Linked DNA regions of Homo sapiens: region 2 is linked to region 1. Evidence: chromatin contacts called from ENCODE Hi-C or POLR2A ChIA-PET data. All regions are on one chromosome and are shown on one strand. The core of a region is the stretch at or near the end of the contact, and the rest is flanking DNA. Distances in the headings are between cores, read along the strand shown. Region 1 overlaps TNPO3 (transportin 3). Region 2 has its middle 23 kb from the start of TSPAN33.

Region 1 (5,395 bases), core at 1,488-3,987:
ACAGAAGCTTATACTAGTAAATAGTCCCAAAGATGAACAAGGAAGAAGAAATATGTGATAATACGGAAAAATATACAAGATAAATTGTAAAGGTTAAAATAACAGTATTACATAACCTAACTTGAGCTTTTAAAATAATTTGAAAATTTTTTAACTGTTATAAAAATACACATAACATGAAATTTACAGTATTAACCATTTTTATAAATGCATAGTTCAGTAGGGTTAAGTATATATTCATGTTGTTGCACAACCAATCTCAAGAACTTTTTCATCTTGTAAAACTAAAACTATACCCATTAAGCAACAATTCTCCATTCTCCCCTCTCCCCATCTCCTGGCAATTAACTTCGTACTTAATGTTTGAGTCTGACTACTCTAGATACCTCATATAAGTGAGATCATACAGATTTGTCTTTTTGTGATTAGCTTACCTCACTTAGTATAATGTCCTTAGGATTCATCTATGTTGTAGCGTGTGCCAGAATTTTCTTCCATTTAAAGGCTAAATAATAGTCCATTGTATGCATATACCACATTTTATTTATCCTTTCATCTGTTGATGGCCATTTGGGCTGCTGTTGTGAGTAAGGCTGCTATAAACACAGGTGTACAAATATCTCTTTCAGCCCCTGCTTTCAATTCTTTTGGATACCCAGAGGTAGAATTGCTGGATCATATGGTGATTCTATTTAATCTTCTTTAATTTTTTTAAGAACCATCATACTGTTTTCCATAGCAGCTGCACCATTTTACATTCCCACTAGCAGTGCACAAAGTTCCAATTTCTCCACATCCTCACCAACACTTGTTATTTTCTGGGTTTTTGAGAGTAGCCATCTTAGCATTTCACACCAAGTGTGAAGTGATATCTCATTGCCGTTTTCATTTGCATTTCCCTAATGATTAGTGATGTTGAGCATCTTTTCATATGCTTATTGGCCATTTGTTTTGTCTTCTTGGAGAAATGTCTATTCAAGTGCTTTGCCTATTTAAAAATTGGGTTTCTTTTGTTGTATAGTTGCAGGAGTTCCTTTTATATTTGGGATATTAATTCCTTATCAGGTACATGATTTGCAAACATTTTCCTCCATTCTTTAGGTTGCCTTTTCATTCTGTTGATTGTGTCCCTTGATGCACAGAAGTTTTTAATTTTGTTGTCGCCTAGTTTATCTGTTTTGCTTTTGTTGTCTGTTTGGTGTCATATCTAGGAAATCATTGCCAGATTTCATGTCATGAAGTTTTCCGCCTAGGTTTTCTTGTAAGAGTTTTACAGTTTTAGGTCTTATATCAGGTCTTTGATCCTTTTTGAGTTAATTTTTGTATGTGGTATTAGGTAAGGGTCCAGCCTCTTTCTTTTGCTTGTGGATATCCAGTTTTCCCAGCACCATTTGTTGAAAAGACTGTCCTTTCTGCACTGAATGGTCTTGACATCCTTGTTGAAAATCATTTGACCATATACAGGAGAATTTATTAATGGGCTCCCTGTTCTATTCCATTGGTCTATGATGTATTTCTTTATGTCAATACCATGCTGTTTTGATTACTGTGGCTTTGTAATAAATTTTAGAATCAGGAATATGAGGCCTGCAATGTTCACTTTAAAGATTGTTTTGGTGGCCAGGCGCGGTGGCTCACGCCTGTAATCCCAGCACTTTGGGAGGCCGAGGCAGGCAGATCACGAGGTCAGGAGATTGAGACCATCCTGGCTAAAACAGTGAAACCCCATCTCTACTAAAGACACAAAAAATTAGCCGGGCGTGGTGGTGGGCACCTGTAGTCCCAGCTACTCTGGAGGCTGAGGCAGGAGAATGGCGTGAACCCGGGAGGTGGAGCTTGCAGTGAGCCGAGATTGCACCACTGCACTCCAGCCTGGGCGACAGAGCGAGGCTCCGTCTCAAAAAAAAAAAAAAAAAAAAGATTGTTTTGGCCACTTGGGGACCCTTGAAATTCCATATGAATTTTAGGGTAGATTTTTCTGTACAAGAGGTTGTTGGGATTTTGATGGGGATTGTATTGAATCTATAGATTGCTTTGAGTAGTATTGAAATCTTAACAATATTAAATCTCCAAATCGACAAATACAGTATATTGTTCCATTTATTGGTGTCTTTAATTTCTTTCAGCTACATTTTGTAGTTTTCAGTGTATAAGTTTTTCACCTCCTTGGTTAAATTTTTTCATAAGTTTTTTTTATGCTATTGTAAACGAACCAACTTGTACTTTAAAGAGCTGTTTTATTATAAATTATACACATACACAGAGGCTACTTTCTGCACAGTAAGTTTTCAGAAAGATATATAAGTGAGACTAGGAGGGGAAGGGAGGCTTTTCTTTTCGTTTCATAACTTTCTGCACTATGTGCACTTTTTTATGAGCATAAATTACACTTTTATGGGTAAAATCAGATATAGAAGGGAAAGAAAATGAACTTTAAGCAGTGGTACAAGAGCTAGTTGTCTTTTCTCAGAATTGATTTCTTAATGTCACTTTCCAAAATAGTTTACTTTCTCATCTTCTGGAATGTCTCCAGCAATTTTGTTAATGTTAAAATCCCAAACCATGGAATGCTATTATTTTATAGTTCACTAAGTGGCTTAAGTAGTAAGCCCAGTATGCCCCAGAAATAACTCACTTTTAGCCATAGATCAAGTGACATGCATGACTGAAAAATAGCATGTGACCCTTCATGACACATTTTGCCAGAAGTGGGGATTTCCCCTCCACTGGGTAGGCATATATTGACTGGGGTGACCTTAAAAATTCTTTGATTGCTTTTACTATGAATCTTCTCAGTAGAAGTAGTATTCTGTCTACAAGCTGTTTCAGGGGAAAGAAGTGTAGTAGTTGCTTCTCTCTGCTTCTGTTTTGCATTATTCCATTCAGTGCTGGTTACAGTATAAGGGCAGGATCGTATTGGCTCTAATTTTCCTAAAGCAAATGGGAACCTAGGGGAAACCCTCCAAAGATGGGGTTTGGAGTCAAGTATGTTGGTTTGAATCTTGCCACATACCCTATTACTTTGAACTTCAGTTTATTTATCAAGTGAAATAGGGTTAGTACTACCAGTCTCATAAGGTTATTATGAGATACCAAATGGAAATCTAAAGAAGATCTTGCACATAGTATGTGATCAGTGAATGTTAACTCCTTTCTCCTTGGAGGAGAAACTTCTAGAATGTCATTATGTACTTGCAAAACTAGCTGGGGCATGTCTCCTGTTGACTCTAAGGCAGCCACCCACACATTCTGGAATCCCACACATTGTAGAATAAGTCTTTGTCAAGCCCTCTTTCCCTCAGTGGGACTAATATATGACAGATAAAATAATATGGTAAGTCTGAAATCAAGGTCATAGATATCCTTTCCTAATTTAGGATAAATCTTGGGGCAAGGAAAAGAGACCTAAGTAAAGCAGTGCTGTGGGGGAAAAAAAAAACCTGTTATCTTTGTCCTGTGATATGGGAAAATAAGGTGCACCACCAACCTGACCTACTTGATCTTCCATTGCTAAACAAGTTTTGCAGCTCTTCCTATAGCAGGCTGTAACATATGTAACATAGTGGTGGGAAATGAACAGAAGTAAGAGCTAATGTAGAGGTGCTAGAGAAAGGACTTGAGATTGCTCATCCCCTCTTAGTAATTCTCTTCCTCTAGAATGCCTGTAGTAGACAAGACAGAAAGCCCTTGAACTTTCTGTCCCATGCATGACTCAGTCTCCCTTTTGATTTTAAGGTCCGTAACACCTGCCTCAACATGCTACTTTGTTTGCCATTCTGGCAGAGAGGGTGAACTGGTTTAGTTTCATTTCAGCAAGTCCAAGCCTGCTTTTCACATGGTACTGGTAATTAATTCCCTAGCTTTTTTTTTTTTTTTTTTTTGAGACGGAGTCTCGCTCTGTCGCCCAGGCCGGACTGCGGACTGCAGTGGCGCAATCTCGGCTCACTGCAAGCTCCACTTCCCGGGTTCACGCCATTCTCCTGCCTCAGCCTCCCGAGTAGCTGGGACTACAGGCACCCGCCACCGCGCCCGGCTAATTTTTTGTATTTTTAGTAGAGACGGGGTTTCACCTTGTTAGCCAGGATGGTCTCGATCTCCTGACCTCATGATCCATCCGCCTCGGCCTCCCAAAGTGCTGGGATTACAGGTGTGAGCCACCGCGCCTGGCCAATTCCCTAGCTTTTTTAGTTGGTCAACTTGAAGAAAGCTGGGACGTTTCAGTCTAAAATAACATTCTTGCTTTCCAAATGCCAGATGAACCTATCATTAACTAAGACCAATTGGGACTAGAAGAAACCCTGCCATCATTTCCATTTCTCCATCTTGGTGTTTATTCTATGACTACTTGTCACTTGCCTGGGGCTCTTCAAAGCCAAAAGGTGTTGAACATGGGAAGCATTGATACTGGAATTAGAGGCCAGTAAGGGGTTGAATCCCTAGTCAAGTCATCAGAGTTTCATTATTTTCTGTTACCTACCAGGTCATCGGATCAAAAGGATCTCATTTCTCAGCACTCCTCTAGTAATCTTATGGGGCTCGAGAAATAGTGACCATAAAAGCTTTCAGAAATATGGTGGAAGGATAGGAATTTGGGGACTAGAAGCCAGAAAACAGAATCTAAAAAATACTGGCAGTTAAAAAAGTAAATAAATAGAAAGCTAAGAAATATCAAACGTCAGAAGGACCGAGACAGAAAATACAGTCATGTGTTACTTAATGATGGGGATATGTTCCAAGAAATGTGTCATTAGGTGGTTTAGTTGTTGTGCAAACGTCATGGAGTATACTTCTACAAACCTAGATGGTATAGCCTACCGGACACCTGGTCTATATAGTGTAGCCTATTGCTCCTAGGCTACAAACCTGTATAGCAGGTTACTGTACTGAATACTGTAGGCAATTGTAACACAATGGTAAGAATTTGTATATCCAAACATATCTAAACATAGAAAAGGTACAGTAAAAATACAGTATAAAAGAGAAAAAAAAAGGTATACCTGTATGAGGGCACTTACCATGAATGGAACTTGCAGAACTGGAAGTTGTTCTAGGTGAGTCAGTGAGTGAGTGGTGAGTGAATAGGCGGCCTAGGACATTACCGTATACTACTGTAGACTTTTTATAGATACTGTATACTTAGGCTACACTAAATTTATAAAAAAATTTTTTTCATCAATAATAAATTAACCCTTGGCCAGGCGCGGTGGCTCATGCCTGTAATCCCAGCACTTTGGGAGGCCGAGGCAGGCAGATCACTTGAGGTCAGGAGTTTGAGACCAGCCTGGCCAACATGGTGAAACCCCATCTCTACTAAAAATTTAAAAAATTAGCCAGGCGTGGTGGTGGGCACTTGTAATCCCAGCTACTCAGGAGGCTGAGGCTGGAGAATCGCTTG
Region 2 (5,395 bases), core at 824-3,323, 160 kb before region 1:
GGTGGAAAACAAATAAGGTTTGTTATTTGGGGCCCTGGAGTGCCTTGGAGATATCCTGTCTCTGGAATATCTGGAATTGCAACGGGAGTAAGAAGTTAGAAGAGCGGCTGTAGATGTGAAGAGGAGGAAAGGATCCAGGGGAATCGAAGTGAGGAGGTTGGCTTTTGTCTGTAGAATCAGGTCTGGTCAGAGAGGAAACTGGGCAACGCAATCATGATCTCAGGGGAAGCATCATGATTTGGTGGAGTTGAGACTGGGGCCGTGGACTGCAAACAAGGGGTTTGGGGATATTTCCTATCAGGAGCAGTCTCACATCCATATAGGGGTAGGCCACTGTGCACTTTTTATGTGAGAGGTTCCATAACGTTTCTCTTCCCTTACTTCTCACCCTCACCAACTTGTCTGAAATTCCCACCATTCTCTAATCCAATTCCCATTATGGTTAGGTTAAGGTGTGGAATCACTATTTAAAATTCAAATATAGGCTAGGTGCAGTGAGTGGCTCACGCCTGTAATCCCAGCACTTTGGGAGACTGAGGCAGGAGGATCACTTGAGGCCAGGAGTTCGAGACCAGCCTGGGCAACATGGCAAAACCCTGTCTCTACTAAAAATACAAAAACTAGCCAGCCGTGGTGGCTCACACCTGTAGTCCCAGCTACTCCGAATGCTGAAGCACAAGAATCGCTTGAATCCGGGAGGCGGAGGTTGCAGTGAGCCAAGATCGCACTACTGCACTCCAGCCTGGGTGACTGAGACACTGTCTCAAAAAAATAAAAATAAAAATAAAAATAAAATATTAAAAAGAAAATGCAGAAAATGCAAAGATTTCTAGGAGGGATACCCAGACCAATATCTGCACTTCAAATCTTAGAAGTTAAACATTTATCAAGACATGATTCTGTACACCCTCCATTCAAGCCACCAGAAATCTGAGACAGAATCTCATGTGTCTGAGACTCGACCACTCTGATTTTGAAGTGAAATTATTTCAAATGCTTAAATGGGTAGCACTGAGTGTTTGTCTGTTATTTTTCCAAGCCCAGCACCTATTCCCCGTTCTGGTACCAGCATGCTAGATTTCCTTTGGGATGCCACCCCACCTCCTGTCTCAGGCTCAGTGAGCATGGGAGAGATCTACCCTTCCACCTGGCAGGTGGAACGCCGGACTCTGTTCTGGCCAATCAGAGCCCAGGGATGGTTATGCGCTCTAACTTGGTCCAGTCAGAATGAAGCCTCTAATTTAGTTGGGGAGGAGGACCATTACTGAAAGGGATTCCCTCTCTCTTTTGCTGGGACCCCCTGGGATTACAGATGACCTGCAGCCACTGGGGGCTACCCCAGGGCTCCTGAGAGAGAAGGTAACACTGAGGAAAGGTAGAGCTGAGACAGGGTTAAACCAAGTCCCAGTGACATAGTTTGAGCCACAAGATCAGTGGTGCCTGAAACAAGCCCTAACCTTAGACTTTTCAGTTATGCGAATCAGTGAAATTGTGTGGTTGTTGTTTGTTGGTTTGGTGTTTTGTTTCATTTTGTCTAAGTCAGATAAAAATGGATTTTCAGTTATCTTGAAACTGAAAATCTGCTGACTGGCACGCCATCCCGCTGGCTTGTGTGCTGTGCACATTAACAAGACTCACCTTTTCTTAGGATTCATCCTATGTGCAAGATTACCAGGATGTAGCCAGATTCAGGATGCCTGTTTTTATAGCTTAGCTACAGAGTTTTTCTTCACCTCTAGCAATTGCCTATGCCCTTTCAGCGGCCTCAGCAGGGAGAAGCACAGTGGGACTCCTTGAAAGGCAGATCCAGAAGGCTGGTTATGTGGACAGTTCACCACAGTTAACTGGGGTAACCACAGTTGGCCTGGGCAGTCCAGAAGCAGATGACCCACCCCCATACTGTGGGCAGCTCTTCCTGCAGTGCTTAACTCCAGAAAAAAACCCTCCACCAGTTCCTTACTAAGGTGGTAAACAACCCTAAGAAATCTGGCTCTCTAAGCTTGGGACAGCCAAGAAATGAGTCAGCCTTCTGGAGAAACCCCCCTTGCCACAGCCTGTGCTTCCCCATTTCTGCCAGGGCCCCAGCCCCAGCCCCAGCCCCCATGTCAGTAAAGCCTATGCATTTCTTTCAAGAGCATGACAAAACCTCATATCTGAAAAGCACTGAAGTGCTGTACCTCTTTCAAAGTACTTGTGCATTCATTATCTCATTAGGATACCAGATTTGCTATTTTTTTCTTCAGATTCTTTTTTTTTTTTTTTTAACTCAAATCCAGCAGAGTTTTTTCATGTGGTTCTCAATGAGACTTGAGAAGAGAAAATCAGAATTCAATCCAAAAGCACAGCTTTTCTAGAGACATAAATATAATCCTCCTCTCTCATGCCAAAAATAACAAGGGGGCAGAGGTTAGATTCTAGAGGAAAGAACATTGAGTGTGAACTGAAACCTTTCTAGTTACAGATCTACCACTAAGTAGCTGTGTGACCTGGACAAGCCCCTTAATCTCTCTGCACTTCAGTTTCTTCCTTTGTAAAATGGCAGCATTGAGGCTTCCTGGGAACCCTGGCCTTGATATTTTCTAAGCATCTTTGAAGCTCTGAGGTTTTATGGCTCGGTGAATTGTAGAATCTGAGGAGACTGATTTATAAGCAAGTTGGCACGTTTTTTAAGCCCAGTCATTCCTTTGGTGTGTGCAAGGGAGAGCCCCTGCTCAGAGTGTCAGGAGCCATAGCACATTGGGATGTAGACTGAGCATGGCCCACTTCCCAGAGACCCCAAGGCCTGCCTTAGGCCCACCTCTGATGGTGGTGGTTGGTTGGTGGTGGTTAGTTGGTTAAATGAAGGGTGAGATCCTGACCACTCACTAAATGCTGAACTCTTGATAGATTAGGAGGAAGCTCTGCTATCTGTGGGATGAGGCACAGCAGATGATGTGGTTTGGCTGTGTTCCCACCCAAATCTCATCTTGAATTCCCACATGTTGTGGGAGGGACTGGGTGGGAGATAATTGAATCATGAGGGCAGGTCTTTCCCATGCTGTTCTCATGATAGTGAATAAGTCTCATGAGATCTGATGGTTTTAAAAATAGGAGTTTCCCTGCACAAGCCCTCTCTGTGCCTGCTGCCATCCATGTAAGATGTGACTTGCTCCTCCTTGCCTTCCGCCATGATTGTGAGGCTTCCCAAGCCATGTGGAACTGTAAGTCCATTAAAGCTCTTTCTTTTGTAAATTAGCCAGTCTCGGGTATGTCTTTATCAGCAGTGTGAAAACAGACTAATACAGCAGATGTCAGATTGGTTCTTGGAATGGAAGGTAAGCGAACTCTAGTGTTTACTGAAGACAGGGCCTATGTAGGGATTGGCAGGGTAGGGTGGTAGGCCCTATTTAGCAGTACAGAGACTGACCCAAGGCACTTTTCTTGCTGAGTTCAACCTTCTTTTGCAACCCTTTCTTCTGGCAAGTGCTTTCTGCCCAGTGGGGAGGTGAAAGGGTCCCTCACCTTCATGAACCCCTTCTGTGTGAATATACCCTCCAATAAATCCTGGCTCTTCTTTCCATTTCCAATGACTACTTTGAGAAATTAGGATGTCAGTGGTTCATCTTGTCTCATGCAAGCCTGAATTATGTATTCTTTAAGAACAGTGACTATGATCCATCAGACTGTCTTCCACCTGTCATTCAGCATGGCTTTGGCTCTGAACTCTCCACCAACCTTTTTCCTTCCCTGCAACACACACATTCAAAACTAAAATAACCCATTACCACCACCACTAACAACCCCCCCCCCCAACCATCCCATTATAGATCATATCCTCCCAGGAAGTTTTTCTTTGTTCCTAAATTAATTCATACCAATGTGGTGATGGCCACTCAGGCTTGTTACTTGTCTACCTGCCCTACCACGACTCTAAATATGTATTTCCATTTTAACAGGAGATGTTGGATCCAATTTGTCAAAAACTATCTCATTAAAGGAACAAACTTGTTTCAGCATCAGACTTATGATGTGATATTTTTGTCTTAATCCCTCAAAGTACTGAGAGAAGGTTGGGTACTAGTGAAGTCAGAGCTATTAGGGGGCACCCTGGCTAATCAGGCCTTCCTCTGGGCCAGCAGTGCCATCCTATTTATACCTACAGTTTTAGCATTCAGAACAAAATCTTACTACACAAAGAAATTTATAGATTTAATGCAATTCCTATCAAAATACCAACGACATTCTTCATAGAAATAGAAAAAAAATCTTAAAATGTATATGGAACCACAAAAGACCCTAAATAGTCAAAGCAATCTTGAGCAAAAAGAAAGCTGGAGGCATCACACTACCAGACTTTAAAATATCCTACAAAGCTGTAGTAAGCAAAACAGCATGGCGCTGGCATAAAAACAAACACATAGAACACTGGAACAATAGAGAACCCAGAAATTAATCCATGTATCTATAACCAACTGTTTTTTGACAAAGGTGCCAAGAACCCTTATTGATAGTCTCTTCAATAAATGGTTGAGGCAAAACTGGATATTCATATGCAAAAGCATGAAACTAGATTCCTGACTTTCATCCTATACAAAAATCAACTCAAAGTGGATCAAAGACCTAAATGTAAGACCCAACCCTATAAAACTACTAGAAGAAAACATGGGGAAATGCTTCAGGACATGGGTCTGGGAAAAGATTTTATAAGACTTCAAAAGCATAGGCAACAAAAGTAACAATAAACAAATGGGATTATATCAAACTAAAAAGCTTCTACACAGCAAAGGAAATAATCAATAGAGTGAAAAGACAATCAACAGAATGAGAGAAAATATTTGTAAACTATTCATCCAACAAGGGATTATTATCTAGAACATACAAGGAATTCAAACACTTCAATAGCAAAAAAGCAAATAATTCAATTTAAAAAATGGGCAAATGGGCCAGGCATGGTGGCTCACACCTGTAATCCCAGCACTTTGGGAGGCCAAGGCAGGCAGATCATTTGAGGTCAGGAGGGTGGATCACTTGAGGTCAGGAGTTGGAGACCAGCCTGGCCAACATGGTGAAACCCCCTCTCTACTAAAAATATAAAAAATTATCCGGGTGTGGTGGTGGCACATGGGTGTAATCTCAGCTACTCGGGAGGCTGAGGCAGGAGAATGGCTTCAACCTGGGAGGCAGAGGTTGTAGTGAGCTGTGATCGTGCCACTGTACTCCAGCCTGGGTGACAGAGCAAGCCTGTCTCAAAAAAAATAAAAATAAATAAAATAAATAAATAAAAGGGCAAATGATCTGAACAGATATTTCTCAAAAGAAGACATACAAATGGATGGTCAACAAATATATAAAATAATGCTCAATATTACTAATCATCAGGGAAACACAAATCAAAACCATCAAGAAGTATCATCTC

What was found. A loop is a pair of places that touch in the nucleus more often than their neighbours do. ChIA-PET counts read pairs that join two places held with the same protein, here RNA polymerase II (POLR2A). Pooled maps may share reads with other maps.
Region 2: a map of endothelial cell of hepatic sinusoid shows a loop between it and region 1 (5-fold over the local background). The contact joins two enhancer-like sites. A Hi-C loop is called at or near these places in 1 of 168 maps with a recorded cell type or tissue (endothelial cell of hepatic sinusoid), 6 of 37 single-sample maps with no recorded cell type and 11 of 50 pooled maps. POLR2A ChIA-PET finds 5 or more read pairs at or near these places in 2 of 52 experiments (OCI-LY7 and PC-9).

The regions. Positions count from the first base shown.
Region 1 is chr7:128,960,858-128,966,252 of GRCh38, reverse strand. All of the region lies in intron 21 of TNPO3 (transportin 3), which reads left to right. Among named protein-coding and RNA genes, the nearest start is that of IRF5, 26 kb to the right of the region's middle. RefSeq lists enhancers at 2,690-2,989, 3,110-3,219. Within about 2 kb of position 2,737, at least 3 of the 41 ENCODE cell types and tissues checked have a DNase peak (open chromatin) inside an H3K27ac peak, as active enhancers do.
Region 2 is chr7:129,119,434-129,124,828 of GRCh38, reverse strand. No RefSeq gene overlaps it. Among named protein-coding and RNA genes, the nearest start is that of TSPAN33, 23 kb to the left of the region's middle. RefSeq lists enhancers at 1,705-1,974, 2,425-2,594. Within about 2 kb of position 2,073, at least 2 of the 41 ENCODE cell types and tissues checked have a DNase peak (open chromatin) inside an H3K27ac peak, as active enhancers do.